Linked DNA regions of Homo sapiens: region 2 is linked to region 1. Evidence: chromatin loops called from intact Hi-C (ENCODE). Cell type or tissue: dorsolateral prefrontal cortex. All regions are shown on one strand. Each heading gives the region's core, and the rest is flanking DNA. Links, peaks and the distances in the headings are about the cores only.

Region 1 (8,033 bases), core at 2,431-7,430:
GGATGTGGGGGAGAGTTCAGGATCAGGCTGCTTGAGGAGTAATGGGTTACCTACAGCAGAGACGAGATGGCTGTTTGTCAGGAGGCGGTAGAAAGGTAGAAAGGATTCAGATTGTGGAAGGGTAAACGGATGAGATGACCATTAAGGTTTTGTTTTACTGAGAGGCTGTAAGTCTGCCAGGGACAGCTGTCAGTAAGGCTGCAGAAGGGCTGGGGGGCTACACAAGGAAGAGCAGAACTAGGGTTGTAAGCTCAAATGACGAGCAAACGGTGAGAAGGAGGCCTGAAGGGCTGTGTGGGGACTATGGCTACCTGAAGAGGGCACACCCTGTTAAAGGGGCCACAGCTGCTCAGCTGTTCTTACAGTGCCGGCCCTGTGTTGCCAGATTGTCTGCTTTGTCAGAGGCCAGAATTCTGACTTTTTATGTGAAATAGGATTTTTAAATGCTGGTGATCACTTAAAAAAAACTTAAAAACCCAATACTGGCAAAAGAGGATGCCAGTTTGCAATCCCTGAAGTAGAGAGAGCTCGTGCTGGGGAGAAGTCCACCAAGATGCTTTGAGGCGGGCTGTAGCAAAGTCCTGTTTCTCAGAGCTGGGCTGGGCTGGGGTAGGATCCTTGCAGCTGAGGAGGAGGAAAAGCCACTGAGTCTCCTCCCAGAGCGGGACAAACCAGAGGCCCTTTGCAGTTGCTGGGTCACCAGCGGGGGTGGCGCATGGAGTACAGACAGTGTAGCTCTTGGCCTGCCAGGGAGACGGATGGTGCCTTTGAAGCAAAGAGGAAGGGAAGGCAGAACCAGGGATGCCTTTGCTGATGAGAGTGCCTGTCAGGGAAGGCGCCACAGGCTGGCAGCTCTTCAAACCAGCAGCGCTTGACCCAGAGCCAGATCCAGCATGGCCTGGCCAGAGGCACCCTGGGAGGCCAGCTGGTCAGTCCCTTGCCTCCCCAAGTTCCCCCTGGGGTCAATGAGCCCTGGGAGGATGCCTAACCTAACTCCAGCCAGACTAATAGGGGCATGGTGACCCTTGACTCACCATCCCATCCCAGCTTTCAGGGAGTGGGGGTAGTGTGGTCTCCATGTTCCTACTATGCCTAAGAAGAGATGGCTCACCTTGGGAGGTGCCAGGCTGAAACTAGGTCCTTTCCGGGTCTGGATGCTGCCGCTCAGGAGCAGGGGCGTGGCCTCAGCTGCCTCTGGGAGCTTCCCGGGAATGACAGGGTTTGAGGGGAGTAGATATGAGAGGGAGCCGCTCCTGGTTCTGGAGTCTTAGGAGGTTCCAACTTGCAGGATCCTTTCCCAGAGCCCTCCATGGAGAAAACAGCAAAATGAAGCCCTTACCTGCTTGCTGTCTGCAAGGGAGGGAGCCGAGCCCCAGCTGATAATCCCCCAGCACTCACCCTTCCTGAGCTGAGACTTCGGGGCTGTGGAGACCAGCACAGGACATAGTGGTGCTTTTTAAATTTATTTTTAACTGTTTCTCATATGTAGCAACCCCTCCTCCCCTCCTGGGCATGTTTACACAGGCTCTGCTCTGGGGGCTGGCCTGGCTGTGAGGTTTCTGGGGAGGCAGAGAGGCAGGGACTTTGGGGCCTTAGTCACCATCCATGGTATCACCTCATCTCACTTCCTGTGAGGGACAGGGCCTGGCTGATGTGATCCCAGCTCCCCCCAGTTCAGGACTGTCTTTCAGCTCCTTTGCCCCTGGAGGTGGGGGCTGCTGGCTGAGGAGGGGTCAAGGTGAGTTCAAGAAAGCTACCTGTGGAAAATGGACCAGGTTGGGGGGGTGATTGCAAAGTCTCCCCAAAGCCTGGCTCCTCATGCTCAGTGCCAGGGGCAGAACACTGGGGAGCCAGGTATAGAGAGCCTTCCTGTCATAACTGCCAGTCCTCTTCCTCCAAGGCCTCTGCATATTCTCATGTTCCCCTCACCCATCATGCCAGCCACCCCTATCCCTCTTCTAGCAGGGCCAAGATGGGGACAGCAGCAGCCCTCTGGCCTTGGGATGTGATGATAAAGCAAGCCTAGGGCCAGGGTTTGGGGAGCAGAGAGAGCCAAGAAGTTGACCACGTGTGATTTCCAGCCCTTCCCACTGGGACTTGACTTCCCAGGTCAAGGAGTCCGTCTCATTCTGGCTGGTCGAGTGACCAGAGGCCTGTGTGAATGTGTGCACCTGCTTTTCCTGCCTGGAATGTTTTCTGGCTCAGCTGCAGCAACATCTGTGAGCCCAGTGTCTGCCCTGTGTCCCTGGGCTCGCTCCAAGTGCAGGAACATACATGCAGGGCCCAACATGATGATGGTGTGAAGGGCAGGAAACAGTCCTCTGAAGGAGTGGGGAGGTGGGCAGTCTGCCCCCGCCAGGTACCATCGCCTCCTGCCAGCTTCCTTAGACCAGGCAGGGCTGCCATGGTGCTAGCTGCAAGTCCATCAGTATTGACCGTCTCGCTCCATCTTGGTCCTCCGGAGTCCCAAGTTTCCTTTTCATCAAATCTGACAAGAGAGAAGAAACATGGGTGTGCTTGGCCCACAGGGCCTGGTGGTGATGGACCTCCCCGCTCCCTCAAGCTCTGGATGGCTGCAGTGTTGTACTAGACTTTGTTCAGGCTGTTCTCATCTCAGTATTGCCCCTTCCTTTCACTTTCACACTTCATCTCATTCCTGTTGTCACTTTCCCCGAAACGAATAAAGTCTCCCCAGCTCCTGCTGTGTAGGCTGGGCAGAAACCACAACACGTAAGCCTTGTCTCCTTTCCTTTGGAGCTGGGGCCCGAGCCCTCCCCCAGCCCAGCGGCATTAGCCCCATTGGCTCTGGGAAGAGCCTGACCTGAGGTGAGCCTGAAGCCAGGGAACAGGAAACCTCCCAGCGCCTGCAGTCATGATGAAACTTCTGGGGTTCCAGACTTCCTCAGCCTGCTGAAGCCCCTCAGGCCTTGTTAACCCTGATCTGTGAGCAGTGCTTTCCCCCTCTTCACACAGTGGGCCTGGCCTCCAGAGGCTCAAGTTAGCACCCAGGATGTATTCCAGGACCCTGCTCTTCCAGTCTCAGTCCACAGCAGTCCATCAGGAGCAAAGGAGAAATGGGGCATGTTCTCCTGGGAGATGAGTGTAGCTCAGGAAACCGTAGCAACCTTCTCATCACTTGACATCCAGAACCCATGGGGTGGAAAACACTTCGGGTCCCATCCGTCACCCCCCACTCTTCCTCTCTGTTGTCCCTCCAGCTCTGGACCTCTTCCCACACTTTCAGACAAGCCCAAACAGTTGAAACCAGACTTGCACAGAAAATATCTTTTGGATTTCACAGCATATTTCACCCATAACCCTTCCTGCCCTTGTCTCAGCTCTCCTTTCATTCAGCTTAAGGGTAAAACCCAGACCTGTGAGAGAGGAAACAGTGTATTTCTTACTTTTCATCCCAGCCAGTCCCCACAAGATCGTGGCTAGAAGTGTAGCTTCGCACCGCCAAGACCCCCTCATTTTCAGTGGTGTGGTAGTGACCAGGGGAGGAGGAGGCATGGCAGCAGGAAAAGGAGAGGTGACCCGCAGGAATCCATAGACATCTGGGACTGTACACCAGTAAACGGAGGCAGTTTTGTTACAGGCTCCTTTAAATCCAGCTAAAGCATTACCCAAAAAAAGCACTTCAAAGTAACCAGAATTTATGAATACCTTGCATTGCACACCCTTTCATAGACGCAGTGTTGTAATTTTCATATTTAAGTCCAGCTGATATGATACCAAGTAAAGGGCCTCAGGCTTCAACAAGACAGGTTCATACACAGTGGGGCCCCTGGCCTGCTCTTGTACAAATGAGGGGCTGGGTAAGTAAGTGCTGGGGTGAGAATCTACGTAATGAGTCAGGTAGGCTCTTTGTGGACACTGGCCATTTTCTTAGAAAGCAGAAGGAAATGTCATTGCAGACTCCTGGAGGATCAGAACCCGACCTGCTTGGGGGTGGAAGGGGTTACCTCATTTCCTGCTGTCCCATTCCTCAGGCTCACAGCACGCACCTGCCTAATTTAGGCACCTGACTAACTGGGTTAGACCTTTGGGTGCAGGTGGCCCTTCTCAGAGGCCTGACGATGAAGGGGTTGAAGCTCTGCTGCCCCATTTACCAGGAGCTGGCATTTGGACCACTACCGTGGAGGTAGTGACAGGAAGCAGTCATACCAAGAACCAAGCAGAATGGCCCAGAAGCAGGCTGCCTGTAACCCTTAGTGTCTGCCAGCAAGGTGAGGGGACCAGCTGTTGAGGCCTGGCAGAAGATGAGGAGAGGCCACGTCAGGTCAGCTGGCAGGTCACCTCTCTGAGCCCCGTCCAAATGACAATGTGCACACAGATATACAAACTTTTTCCAACCCTGAGCCTGAAAGGACTTGGTTGTTGGAAGCACAAAACCTCCAAGAATTTTAAGTGTAGGCTCTGTTCTCTCCACAGCGAGCTGAGGCTTCAGGCCTTAGGGTCATAGGAGCTGACTGGGGATGGGACAGAAGTGCAGAGTTCCCTCCACAACCCATGAAGTCCACATTCTCTTGCTTCCAGCAGATCTGCACCCTCACCACCATGCTGCCATCTGGCTGGCCCATACCTGGAACAGTCTTGTCTAGCACATTTGCTCAGGAGGGAGAGGAGAGGGGATGGACCAGAGTGATGGGAGCCCAGGGCTGCAGGGCAGCTCCCCCTGGTGGACCCTAGAGGTGGCCCCTCCCACTCCTGGGAGAAGAGAAGCCACACTGTGCATTTCGCAGCCAATCAAAACACAACCCTCCAATAGAGGGCGGAATGGGGTTACCAGAAGCTGGGAAAAGCAGGGGAGGAGAATGAAGAGCAGGTGGATGGTACAAAAATATGGTGAGGACTAAGTTCTAGTATTTGATAGTACAGTAGGGAGACTATAGTTAACAATTTATTGTATATTTCAAAATAGCTAGAAGAATTGGAATGTTCCCAGCACAAGGAAAAGATAAATGCTTGAGGTGATAAATGTCCTTAAATATCCTGACTGGTCATTACACTTTGTACGCATGTATCAAAATACCATATGCAGCCCCAAAATATGTACAACTATCACATGTCAATTTTAAAAAGGAAAAACAAAACAACCAGAACATTCCTCTAGTTAGTAGCTACAACAGGGCAGGAACTGGAGAGAAAAACAAAACAAAAAAAGCAGCAGCCTCCTGACTGGCCATTTCCCTTCTTGGTCTCCAGTTAAAAGCTGCCTCTGAGCTCCCCCAGCCCCAGGCCCCCACCACCAGCCTCTGCCTTCCAAGATAACCTGTCTTGCCTGATCCTGGAAAGGCTTGTGAGAAACTTGGGGTGGTAAGAAATAAACCAAAGGAGATTCTCAAATTCTATCTCTGGGATTTCTGTTTCCTCAGGTGTAAAGGTAGAATCTGAACACCACCTAAACTGCCACCACACAGTGCCACTGTCTTTGCTAGCTGACGTGGAAGTACTGTGCAAACTTAACAGAAGTGCTGTGGAGATGCTAACTGACTGAGGCAACTAGGAGGAACCCTCCCTGCCAGGAAGAGGTTCTTGGGGATATACCTCAAAGCTTAGGGCTTTCAAATACTTCCTAGCCAATGGGCCCAACTGTCCAGCCTGGCTGGGGTAACGATCTACTCCCAACTCCTACCAATAATTCTCTGGAATTCTTAGCACCTTTTTCTTGCCAAAGCCCAAACAAAGCAATTTCAGATCTGAAAATTCTTCACAAGTAGAAGTGATTATTAACTTTAATTTCTATTTCACCAAGGAATGTGAACTGAAATACAGAGAGGTTAAGTAACTTACCTACAGTCACCAGCTGAACAGGCCAAGAGGACAAATGATGTTTCTAATTCCTAGCTGAGTTTTCTTTCTTTTCTTTTCTTTTCTTTTTTTTTTTTTGAGATGGAGTTTCACTCTTGTTGTCCAGGCTGGAGTGCAATGGCATGATCTCGGCTCACCACAACCTCCGCTTCCCAGGTTCAAGCAATTCTCCTGCCTCAGCCTCCAAGTAGCTGGGATTACAGGCATGCGCCATCACGCCCGGCTAATTTTGTATTTTTAGTAGAGACGGGATTTCTTCATGTTGGTCAGGCTGGTCTGGAACTCTCGACCTCAGGTGATCCACCCGCCTCAGCCTCCCAAAGTGCTGGGATTACAGGTGTGAGCCACCGCACCCGGCCGCTAAGTTTTCTTTTTACTAAATCAATTGAGGGGATCGCAACCCAGGTAGTGCAATGGAAGCAACCAAGTGGCTTTAAATCAATCAGATTCTCAGAGACTGATTCAGAGGCCTGGTGTGGGTTCTGGGAACCTGTTCAGGTAAGACAGAAAACCAGATCTGGTTTCAGGGCTCCCAGTGGGCATGTGGGCTTGGCTGGTCTTACTACATAGGGAGGTTGGAAGACAAAAGCACCAACAGAGGTAGGCCTAGGAAGGAAGAGACATTTTTCCAGCGACAGATGGCCCACTGCTCAGCCCTGGCTCCAGAATGCAAAAGAGATCAGAAATAGATGCTCAGCAAGAGGCATGTGCCACCCGCATCATGTCTCATGCAGCTGCCATAGCTTTAATCAGGAAAACACACATCTTATCCCACTTTGCACAGACCCTCCTGAAGTGCAGAAGATACTAGGAGGAGGCATGGGGGGAGCAGATGGAGGAAGAATGAAAAGCAGTCCAAAGAATCATTCTCTCACTTGGGAAGGACAGAAGAAAGCTGTACCCCAGCAGTGTCAAGGCAGGAGGCTTCACTCAAGCCCTGTTCCTCCCAGGCCTCACAGCAGTGGGAATTTACCTCAGCTAATAGAGGGAGATCTTACAACACATTTCTCAATCTAGATTCATGTCTTGAGACCCCACCCCAAGATCAAAAGCTCCTTAGTCTCTTCCTCTGCCCACCTCATTCTTCAGGCCCTCTCTCAAGGACCTAATCCCTTCAGGATCCTAATAAAATGAACAACATTGGGGGGAAAAAAGGTAAACCTTTATTTGGAAAAAGAGTTTAAATAACAATTTAAAACCCCATTTCACTTTCAAAACAGAAACAAGAAAGCAAGGAAAAGATAATCTATCAAGCATCTGCCCTCTGCTGTGGTTAGCCATTTTAAAGCTGCATTTCCCAGCAGAAGAGAACAGTGATGGGCCCTAGTCCTAGGAACCCACAGGGCACTGTCTTGAGACCCTTTTAGGCAGTGTCCAGGGAACAGACAGACAGAATGAATGGTGGGGTGTAGACAGACCTGGGGCTCAGACAGGCACATGCCCAGTACCCAGGAAACAAAGTTTGAAAATATATACACATAGAAAAATAAATTCCCTAGAACCTAGGCATGGAAAGCTTCTAACCATGAATGCAGCAGCACAATGCAAACTGGGTCTTTGGCTTTCAAAAAAAGGAAAGAACCTTAACCCCTGGCTTACTGTCCCGAACTCAAGTCTCTTGACCACTGTCTTCAGTCCCACTTTGGAGGTCGAGTGAGGCAAGAGCAAGTCAAATCTACCAGGGCCAGCAGCCACTCTGACTTAGGGAGATGTGTGGAGGGGCTGGCCCAGGATCTCCCAAGGCCACACCCCAGCAATGAAAGATTAAGGCATGCAGGTGACACAGTGTGGACTAAGGAGTCCCCTGAATAAGCCAGGGTACCCTTCTGTTAGGGGAGGGAAAGCAGACGCAACAAGCAGCTGAGGCCTTGCTGGACAGAGCCAATCCGCAAGTACTGCCACTTCAAATTCTTGGACCAGTTTTGTCCAAGGCCACCTTTCTGCTGAGGCAGTTTGGCCTGAGCTAAATACCAGGGTTTTCTAGAAAGGAAATGGAAGGGAAGCGGGAGATGGGAGATAGCAGAAAGTAAAAAGTGGTGGAAGGAGAGGAACAGAAAATTGCTTCTTAGGAGTGGAGAGGAAAGAGAATCAGCTTAGGTCTTCAGTCCCAGCTGAGGCAGCTGAAGAGTCTACCTGCTCCTTCCCCTACTGGAACTCCTACCCTTGCCCCAGTTCTGCAGGCTGCAGAGTCCAGTGAAACAAGAGTTTCCTGAAGACTC
Region 2 (8,033 bases), core at 1,897-6,896, 78 kb after region 1:
GCGGTGACTCACGCCTGTAATCCCAGCACTTTGGGAGGCCGAGGCGGGTGGATCACCTGAGGTCAAGAGTTCGAGACCAGCCTGACCAACATGGAGAAACCCCGTCTCTACTAAAAATACAAAATTAGCCGGCCATGGTGGCGCATGCCTGTAATCATAGCTACCTGGGAGGCTGAAGCAGGAGAATCACTTGAACCTGGGAGGCAGAGGTTGTGATAAGCCAAGATTGCACCATTGCACTTCAGCCTGGGCAACAAGAATGAAACTCCATCTCAAAAAAAAAAAAAAAAAGAAACATAAAAGAAATGGTGCTGTTTAGGCCCTAGATGGCCCATAAACCCGTAAGCTGTGACCACAGTGGCACTTAATAAGCCTACCAGAACAAATAGGTCTGAATTAGCCTTTTTTTTTTTTTTTTTTTTTTTGGGTGTTGGGGATGGAGTCTCACTCTGTCGCCCAGGCTGGAGTGCAATGGCATAGTCTCGGCTCACTGCAACCTCTACCTCCCAGGTTCAAGCGATTCTCCTGCCTCAGCTTCCTGAGTAGCTGGGATTACAGGCACCCACTACCGCACCTGGCTAATTTTTTTGTATTTTTAGTAGAAACAGAGTTTCACCATGTTGGCCAGGCTGGTCTTGAATTTCCGACCTCAAGTGATACACCCACCTTGGCCTCCCAAAGTGCTGGGATTACAGGCTTGAGACATCGAGCCTGTATTAGCCTTCTCCTTCCCTTTTGTCAACAATGCCTCCATAACTCTGAACAGTATAGAAATTCCTCTTTTGTAGATGCTCCTAGAACTTTCTCTAGAATCTCTACAAAGCCTTCTGCCCTTAAACAGGGGTTTAATTCTTTGAAAGGGCAAAATGTACTCCGAGCCACATCTGAGGAATGAAGCAGGCTGACCAAACTGGTGGAGCCCAGGTTTGATCAAACACTATTTCACAGGACACATTTTCTCCCATGTCCTACAAACCAGCTCTGAGGGCACTTCCAGAAGGGGAAGTTTCCATTTTGTCCCTGGTCACTTATTGGAATCAGGGATCCTCTTCCAGGGCACTTTCTCTGACAAACAACACTCACGCAGACATGGACATTTCAGGGCTTTGTTTAAGGACTATCTTGCCACTCCAAAGCTGTAAATCATCTGTCAGATGCAGATGCCATTTGAGAGTGGAGCTGAACTGGCAGCAGGTGACAAGCCACCAGCACTCAACAAAAACATCCCATCAAAATTACCCAGGAAACTTACAAGTCAATTTACAAGCTCTAAAATACCCGAACTATCCCAGTCCAGGAGCAGCACTGAGAACAAACTGGAAGAGACAAAACTTCCTGACTTTGGCTTGGGTGGAAGGGGTAGGGTGCACTGGTTGGGCAGGCACGATGGCAGTGCCCTCATCATCATGGGTCCCCTCTCTCCCTGTCACAGAACGTGCTGGTGTCCGAGCAGTTCATGAAAACGTTGGACGGAGTGTATGCCGTTCACCCGCAGCTGGACGTGGTATTCAAGGCAGTACAAGGCCTCTCTCCCAAGAAAACCATCTTCTTGTTGACAAACCCCATGAAACTGATCCAGGTGAGCTCCTGCCTTCCTCTCAGGGCCTCCAGGGAGCCCTGGGGAAAGCTGGCCAATGGCTCCAAATCAGTTTCCAGACTTCTCCCTCCCCACAGTGTCTGTACAACCCTCTCTGATAAGGAATGTCTCAGTCCCTTGGACAGCAGACATGGAATGAATATTCTCCGTGGCTACCAGATCCCTCAGCAGTGCTTCCTGATCTCCAGAGGAAGGGAAGGGCTGAGATCTAGCTGAAGGGGGCAGGTGGACAGAATGGATTATCCCACCCGGACTCCTCCACCTGCTAGCGTATGACCAAGGGCAAGTTACTAAAGCTCTCTGGGTCACAGTCTCTTCACCTGCAGAATGGACACAACAGTAGCCACCCAGTAGGATTGCTTGGAAAATCAAATTATGTCAAATGCATGAAGTGCTTAGAAGGATGCCTGGTATAGAACAAGCACCTGCTTATTATAGACATAGTTTCTTTCCAACTGCTGGTAAGGATATCAAGACATCCCTGCGGTCAGGATGGCTATTTGGCAGCTCCAGCCAAAGAGAGACACTTCAGTCCTTTGTTTCTAATGGTAACTTGCCCCCGACTCATGTTTTCTTAGATTATCTCTGGCAATCACAGGAGGCAGAGGTAAAGCTGTTCTTTCCAACAGCTGGTAAGGATGTCAAGACATCCTTGTGGTCAGGATGGCTATTTGGCGGGTTCAGCCAAAGAGAAACACTCGAGTCCTTTGTTTCTAATGATAACTTGCCCCCAACTCATCTTTTCTTAGATTAGCTCTGGCAATCACAGGAGGCAGATGTAACAGTGGAAATACAAAATCAGAGAATAGTAGCGCCGAAAGGGATGTTATTGCTCCTCTAGTCCCATTGTCTTGCAGAACAGTGCTCAGACCCTGCTTTGGTGTTTCCACAGCGGGCCTCTCACCCTGCAGTGGGGGCAAGGAGCCTGCTGCTGGCCGCAGAGCGGTTACTACCTGGGGAGCAGGCGTGGGGATGCTGCTCTGCCAATGCACGTTCTGCAGGGTGTGTCCCCGGGCTGCTTCCTGCCCCCAGTGGGTCTGCTCTGTGCCTCAGTTTCTAGAACTAAATAAAAGAGCTCCCACATGAAAATTGTTATGTGAAAAATTCTAGAAGACAAAGCGGTGTCCAGTATTTGTACAGGTAAGATGACTTCAGATGGAACCAAGGCAAACCTGTTTTGCAAGGGGAGCAGGGTGCTCCAGTGAACAGGAATGGAGCTGTCTGATGCAAAGTGGGGACCCCACCTCTTGTTTTAAAGACACACAGAAAAAGAATCTTGGAGACCAAACATGCAGAGTCCAACATAGCCCTTCCCCTCAGGGGATCAACAATCTCATTGGAAAGATGGGATGGCTACAGTGACGACCCACAGAACATAGAAAGTTTCATATGGCCAGGCACGGTGGCTATGCCTGTAATCCCAGCAATTCGGGAGGCCAAAGCGGGTGGATCACTTGAGGTCAGAAGTTTGAGACCAGCCTGGCCAACATGGCAAAACCCCATCTCTTCTAAAAATACAAAAATTAGCCGAGCGTGGTGGCAGATGCCTATAATCCCAGCTACTTGGGAAACTGAGGCACAAGAATCGCTCGACGCTTGAACCCAGGAGGCGGAGGCTGCAGCGAGCTGAGATTATGCCACTGCACTCCAGCCTGGGCAACAGAGCGAGACTCTGTCTCAAAAAAAAAAAAAGTGTCATGTGATAAATAATAAATAAGTGACAGAGGCAGAAAATGTAGTCAGAATCCAAATAAGAGATCAACGTAGGATTCGGCAACCAGAAAAGGATGACTTCTTGGAAGAGATGGGAGTGGGTAAGGGCCTTGAAGAATGTCAAAGATTGAGGTGAGCCACAGAGAGTGGGAGGGTGTTCCGGCGAGAGGCTCCTGCCAGCAAAGGTGCTGAGGTGGAACCGCACACAGCATGTTCAGGGGACACTAACACATGACTCCAGGTTCATAGAGGAGCCCAAGAGGCAAAGCTGGCAAGGGAGGCTGGGCTGCAAGTGGCAGCCCTCAGATTTTAGGCTCTGAGTTCGAGTTTGATTCCATCGGGAACAGGGGGCCGGTGAGAGCTGCTGGGCAGTGGATGTGATGCGAATCCAGCAGGATTGAGGAGTTCTGGCAATGGGGAGTGAATTGAAGAGGGTAAGAAAAAAGAGTAGGAAACCAAACAAGCACACTATTGTAGCACTCTAGATGTGGAATGATGGCTTGGCTGAGAATAACAATGGAATTGAAGGGCAGATGTAAGAGCTATCATTATGGAAACATCTCTAGGACTTGGCGAATGGTTGGATATGTGGGGGTGTGTATTGCATGCATGTGAGTGTGTGTGTGTGTGTGTGTGTGTGTGTGTTGGGATAGGAAGGCCTGTGATGATAAAAGAAACCCAAAGATAACCCAAGATTTCAAGGCCAAGGGACTGAAGGAAAGATTGCCAGAGGCAGGGAAGTGCAGATGGGGAAAGTGCCTGCCACCTGGCCCTTACTGTCTCTCCACGTTCTAGCCCCACTGGATTGCTTCCGGATCCTCTTTGCATCAGCTCTCCCTTCACTGCAGGCCTGTGTACGGTCAGGGCAGGTCCTTCCACCTGGAACACTTTTCTTCTTGCCCTCTGGGTCTCGCTCATTCCTACCCGTTCTCAGGTCTCTACACAATGTCACTTCCTGGGGAAACCCTTCTTGGATTCCCTGGTCAAGAGCGAACGCCCTTCGTGTTCCCGAAGCCCTTGGCTTCACCCTTGCATTGCAACCTGTGAACTCCTCCAGGGCAGGGCTGTGTGGGGTCTTAGTAGTAGCACCTACCAAAGTAGCTGGGCAAGGTTCTTAGTTGCTGGCCACAGAATTTACTCCAACTAGGCTAAGCACACGGGGGTTTATTACAGGAGAGAGATCAAAGAAATGTCAGGAGGGCTGAACAAACAGACTCTTGTTAGATTCCAGAAATGGCTCTCAAAGCACCCCAACTGAGTTGCCAAGAGTTGCTGCTTCTGCTATAATCAAGAAGCTGCATGATTGCGGAATGCCCCGCTCAGTCATGAAGCAACCACAGCCGCTGCCCACCACCTGCCTCTCTCAAATCAGACACAAGCCTCACACTTACATCTCAGGCAGGTGCTTGGCAAAGGCCATCCATTCTGACCCCCAGCTGCAAGGGGACTTGGGGAATGTCGCTTTCAGCTTTCCAGGCTCTGCATGGATGAGAAGCCTGCTGTGAAGAAACAGCAGTGGGTGCCGAGGGCTCACCCATGGCATCTGCCATAGCGCTCAGCAGCAGTGTGCTGCTTCAGAGCACGAGGTGCACTTTGGATGTGTTGATTGAAGTGCCGGTGGGGTGTCCAGCAGCTGTGGAGGATGGAGAACTGGAAATGTAGCTTTGGGAGGCACTCCGGAAGGGTGGGAGGCCGTGCACTCCAGAAAGGGAAGTGTGGGGAACAAAGAGCAAGGGCCCCAGGGCTGAACCCTGAGGAAATGCTTCGTGAGAAGGACGTTGCCAGAAATAGCTATCGATACAGTAGGACGCTGTCTGGGAGTTTCTGAGAGTGAGAGGAAGGGGGGGGGGGGGTGGCGGGGGGAAGGGGGGTGGCGGGGGAGAAGAGAAAAAAAGTACTTAAAAAGGACCCAAAAGAATACTGTAATATCGTAAGGCCGGGTGCGGGGAAGAGAAAAAAAAATACTTAAAAAGGACCAAAAAGAATATTGTAATATTGTAAGGCCGGATGCAGTAGCTCATGCCTGTAATCCCAGCACTTTGGGAGGCTGGGGTGGAAGGATCACTTGAGGTCAGAAGTTCAAGACCAGCCTGACCAACATGGTGAAACCCCATCTCTACTAAAAATACAAAAATAGGCTGTGCATGATGGCGCATGCCTGTAATCCCAGCTACCCGGGAGGCTGAGGCAGGAGAATTGCTTGAACCTGGGAGGCAGAGGTTGCAGTGAGCCGAGATCGAGCCACTGAACTCTAGCCTAGGCGACAGAGCGAGACTCTGTTTCAAAATAAAAAAAAAGAGAGGAAAAGAATATTATAATGACATTGAAAAGGTGTTCATATGTGAACAGTGGGTTCTGTAAAACAATAGGTTTAGTAGAAAGATGAGAGATTAGATAGATAAATGTTATACAGATAGATAGAAGTTAGACAGATTGATGTCAGATAGATAGTTAAAAAGATAAAAGGGTCCACACCAAGATGTTACCTCTGTGTGGTGGTATTGGATTTATGGGTGATTTTTAAAATTTTCTCCTGCTAATCTAAAATTGCCTTGCAACGTGAGTAATAATACACTTGATCCTTGAACAACACAGGTTTGAACTGTGCCATTTCATCCACTTTTATGTATTTGGATTTTTTTCAATAAATACAGTCAGCCCTTCGTACCTGTGGGTTCTGCATATGCAAATGTGGATCCAAAATACAGTATTTGAGGAATGAGAAACCCACGGATATGGAGGGCCTGCCTTTTCATATTGGTGGATTTTGGTATCTGAGGGGGTCCTGGAACCAATCCCTTGCACATATCAAGGGATGACTATATTTTTTAAATGAAAAAAATGAAATATCCTTTTAAAAATATTCTAACAAAGTATGTTTCCATATGAGCATTGAGGTGAAACTGTGAGAATCCTAGGAATTCGTAGAGCCAAACTGTCACATTATACAGCTGTGATTTAACCTTTTGATCTCTGAACATCCGCGCGCCATCCACAGCACACCATCTATACCAGTGTTAACAGATTGCGTTTGTAGATAATGATCACTGTCCCATCCTCGTGGCACTGCGGTGCCTGAACAGCCTTGACTTCAGTCCTTCCAACTTTGGAATGGAGGGAGCGTCTGTGCAGTGCCAAGGGGCTCCTAGAAGCATGGCGAGCACACAGGAATCATCCCGGCATGCACCTTTGCCATGCCTGGTGGGTCTGCACTCGGCTCTTGGTCTTAGGGGACACCCAACACCCGGGAGACGCAGGCTCCTCACCTTGGCCTTCTGCCCTTTTTAGCCTTGTTAGGCCTGGAAGCATGGGCCGCTCTTTTGTGGGAGGGAAGGGGGACCTGCGATCGTTGTTACAAGACCAAGTGTTTGCTCCTGGTCTCTCCTGCTTCTCTCAGAGCTATGCAGACCAACACAAAATCACGATCGTGGACTTCTTCAAGAGCTTGAACCCCACTGGGACAATGAAGATGTCTGTGGATGAGTTCCAGAAAGTGATGATAGAGGTGTGCTGGGTCCTAGTGGCAACAGGCTGTGTGTGAGTGTGAGTGTGAGTTTGTGTGTCAGAGAGAGGGGAGAGGAGGAGAAGGAGCAAAAGAGCTTGTGAGCACTTCCTAGAGCTTCCTGGGACAGGCTATGGGACACTCCCCTCATTTATCTAGACCCAGAGGGGAACCTAAGACCTCCCTCAACCCCTGCTGAAGTCATTCCTGTGCTGTGGCTTGATGCCACCAGTGACCCGAGATGCCACTCAGAGACACATGTTCTATCTTGAGGTTTTTCTCCCCATTGCATTTCACTACTGGGCAGATAACAAAGGGAGTGAGAGAGGAGACCACATCCCAAAGTCCCAACATTTCCACCTTAGGAATCATTTTCCTGAAATCTCACATTCCTCTCGCTCCCCATGTAATAAAGGTACTGAAAGCCCCCTGTAATGCATACTTGAAGGGGTCTATCATCAGAGCGTCCCAGGAGAGACTTGGGCCCTGCAGGAATAGGACTCCAGAGGAGAAGTTCCCGGGGCCCAGGCAGGGACGGATAAGGCAGTCGGTGCCCGGTGCCCAGGCCGGGGGTGAAGAGGCTGGCCAGGACTCAGCAGCAGGAAGTGAGAATGAACTTCACAGGATGCAAAGGAGAGTCCTGTTCCCTCCCCCGGTCACTCGCTCCACCTGACTCTGATCTCCTCCTGCCTTATTGCCCCCAAAAAGGGGAGGCCCTTTGGAGTCTGGACAATGACCCATGGGCAGGGAGCTTTTTCCAGCCCCTCCATGCTGTGGAATCAGTTTCCCCTGAGCTCTCAATCAGATGCCCTCCATGGTCCCAAGAGTGAGGCATTGTGTGGGGTGTGTGTGTTGGGGGGGGTGGTAGGTGTGTGGGGTGTGTGTGTGTGTGTGTGTGTGTGTTGGGGGGGTGGGGTGTGTGTGTGGTAGTGTGGGGGGGTGTGTGTTGGGGGTGGGGTGTGTGTGTGCATGTGGTAGTGTGTGGGGTGTGTGGGTGTGTTGGGGGGTGGGGTGTGTGTGTGTGGGGGGTGTGTGTTGGGGGGATGGGGTGTGTGTGTGGTAGTGTGGGGGGGTGTGTGTGTTGGGGGTGGGGTGTGTGGTAGTGTGTGTGGGGGAGTGTGTGTGTTGGGGGGTGGGGTGTGTGTGTGTGTGGTAGTGTGTGTGGGGGTGTGTGTTGGGGGGGTGGGGTGTGTGTGTTGGGGGGGTAGTGTGTTTGGGGGG

What was found. Hi-C counts contacts between places; a loop is a spot of excess contacts. Peaks named below come from ENCODE experiments on the same cell type or tissue, not always from the same donor. Only the 100,000 strongest peaks of a DNase experiment are listed, where the experiment ranks them.
Region 2: it touches region 1 in a loop (5-fold over the local background); 1 of 110 quality-filtered maps calls a loop at or near these places.

What each region holds. Positions count from the first base shown.
Region 1 is chr14:76,780,289-76,788,321 of GRCh38, forward strand. VASH1 (vasohibin 1) reads left to right here. Exons shown (of 7, transcript NM_014909.5): 7 at 1-2,727. It overlaps ANGEL1 (angel homolog 1), which reads right to left. Exons shown (of 10, transcript NM_015305.4): 10 at 5,721-8,033. VASH1-AS1 (VASH1 antisense RNA 1) reads right to left here and starts at 6,436. Exons shown (of 2, transcript NR_104184.1): 1 at 5,797-6,436; 2 at 1,445-2,488. RefSeq lists an enhancer at 4,534-4,583. In dorsolateral prefrontal cortex, for the core only: CTCF peaks have their summits at 4,703 (motif pointing left) and 4,911; DNase peaks (open chromatin) are centred at 4,693 and 6,473; H3K27ac peaks cover 5,000 bases.
Region 2 is chr14:76,859,261-76,867,293 of GRCh38, forward strand. It overlaps LRRC74A (leucine rich repeat containing 74A), which reads left to right. Exons shown (of 14, transcript NM_001385106.1): 11 at 1,433-1,579; 12 at 6,708-6,815. Among named protein-coding and RNA genes, the nearest start is that of LRRC74A, 37 kb to the left of the region's middle. In dorsolateral prefrontal cortex, for the core only: no CTCF peak of the experiment used is centred there; DNase peaks (open chromatin) are centred at 4,683 and 4,922; H3K4me3 peaks cover 1,123 bases; H3K27ac peaks cover 1,443 bases.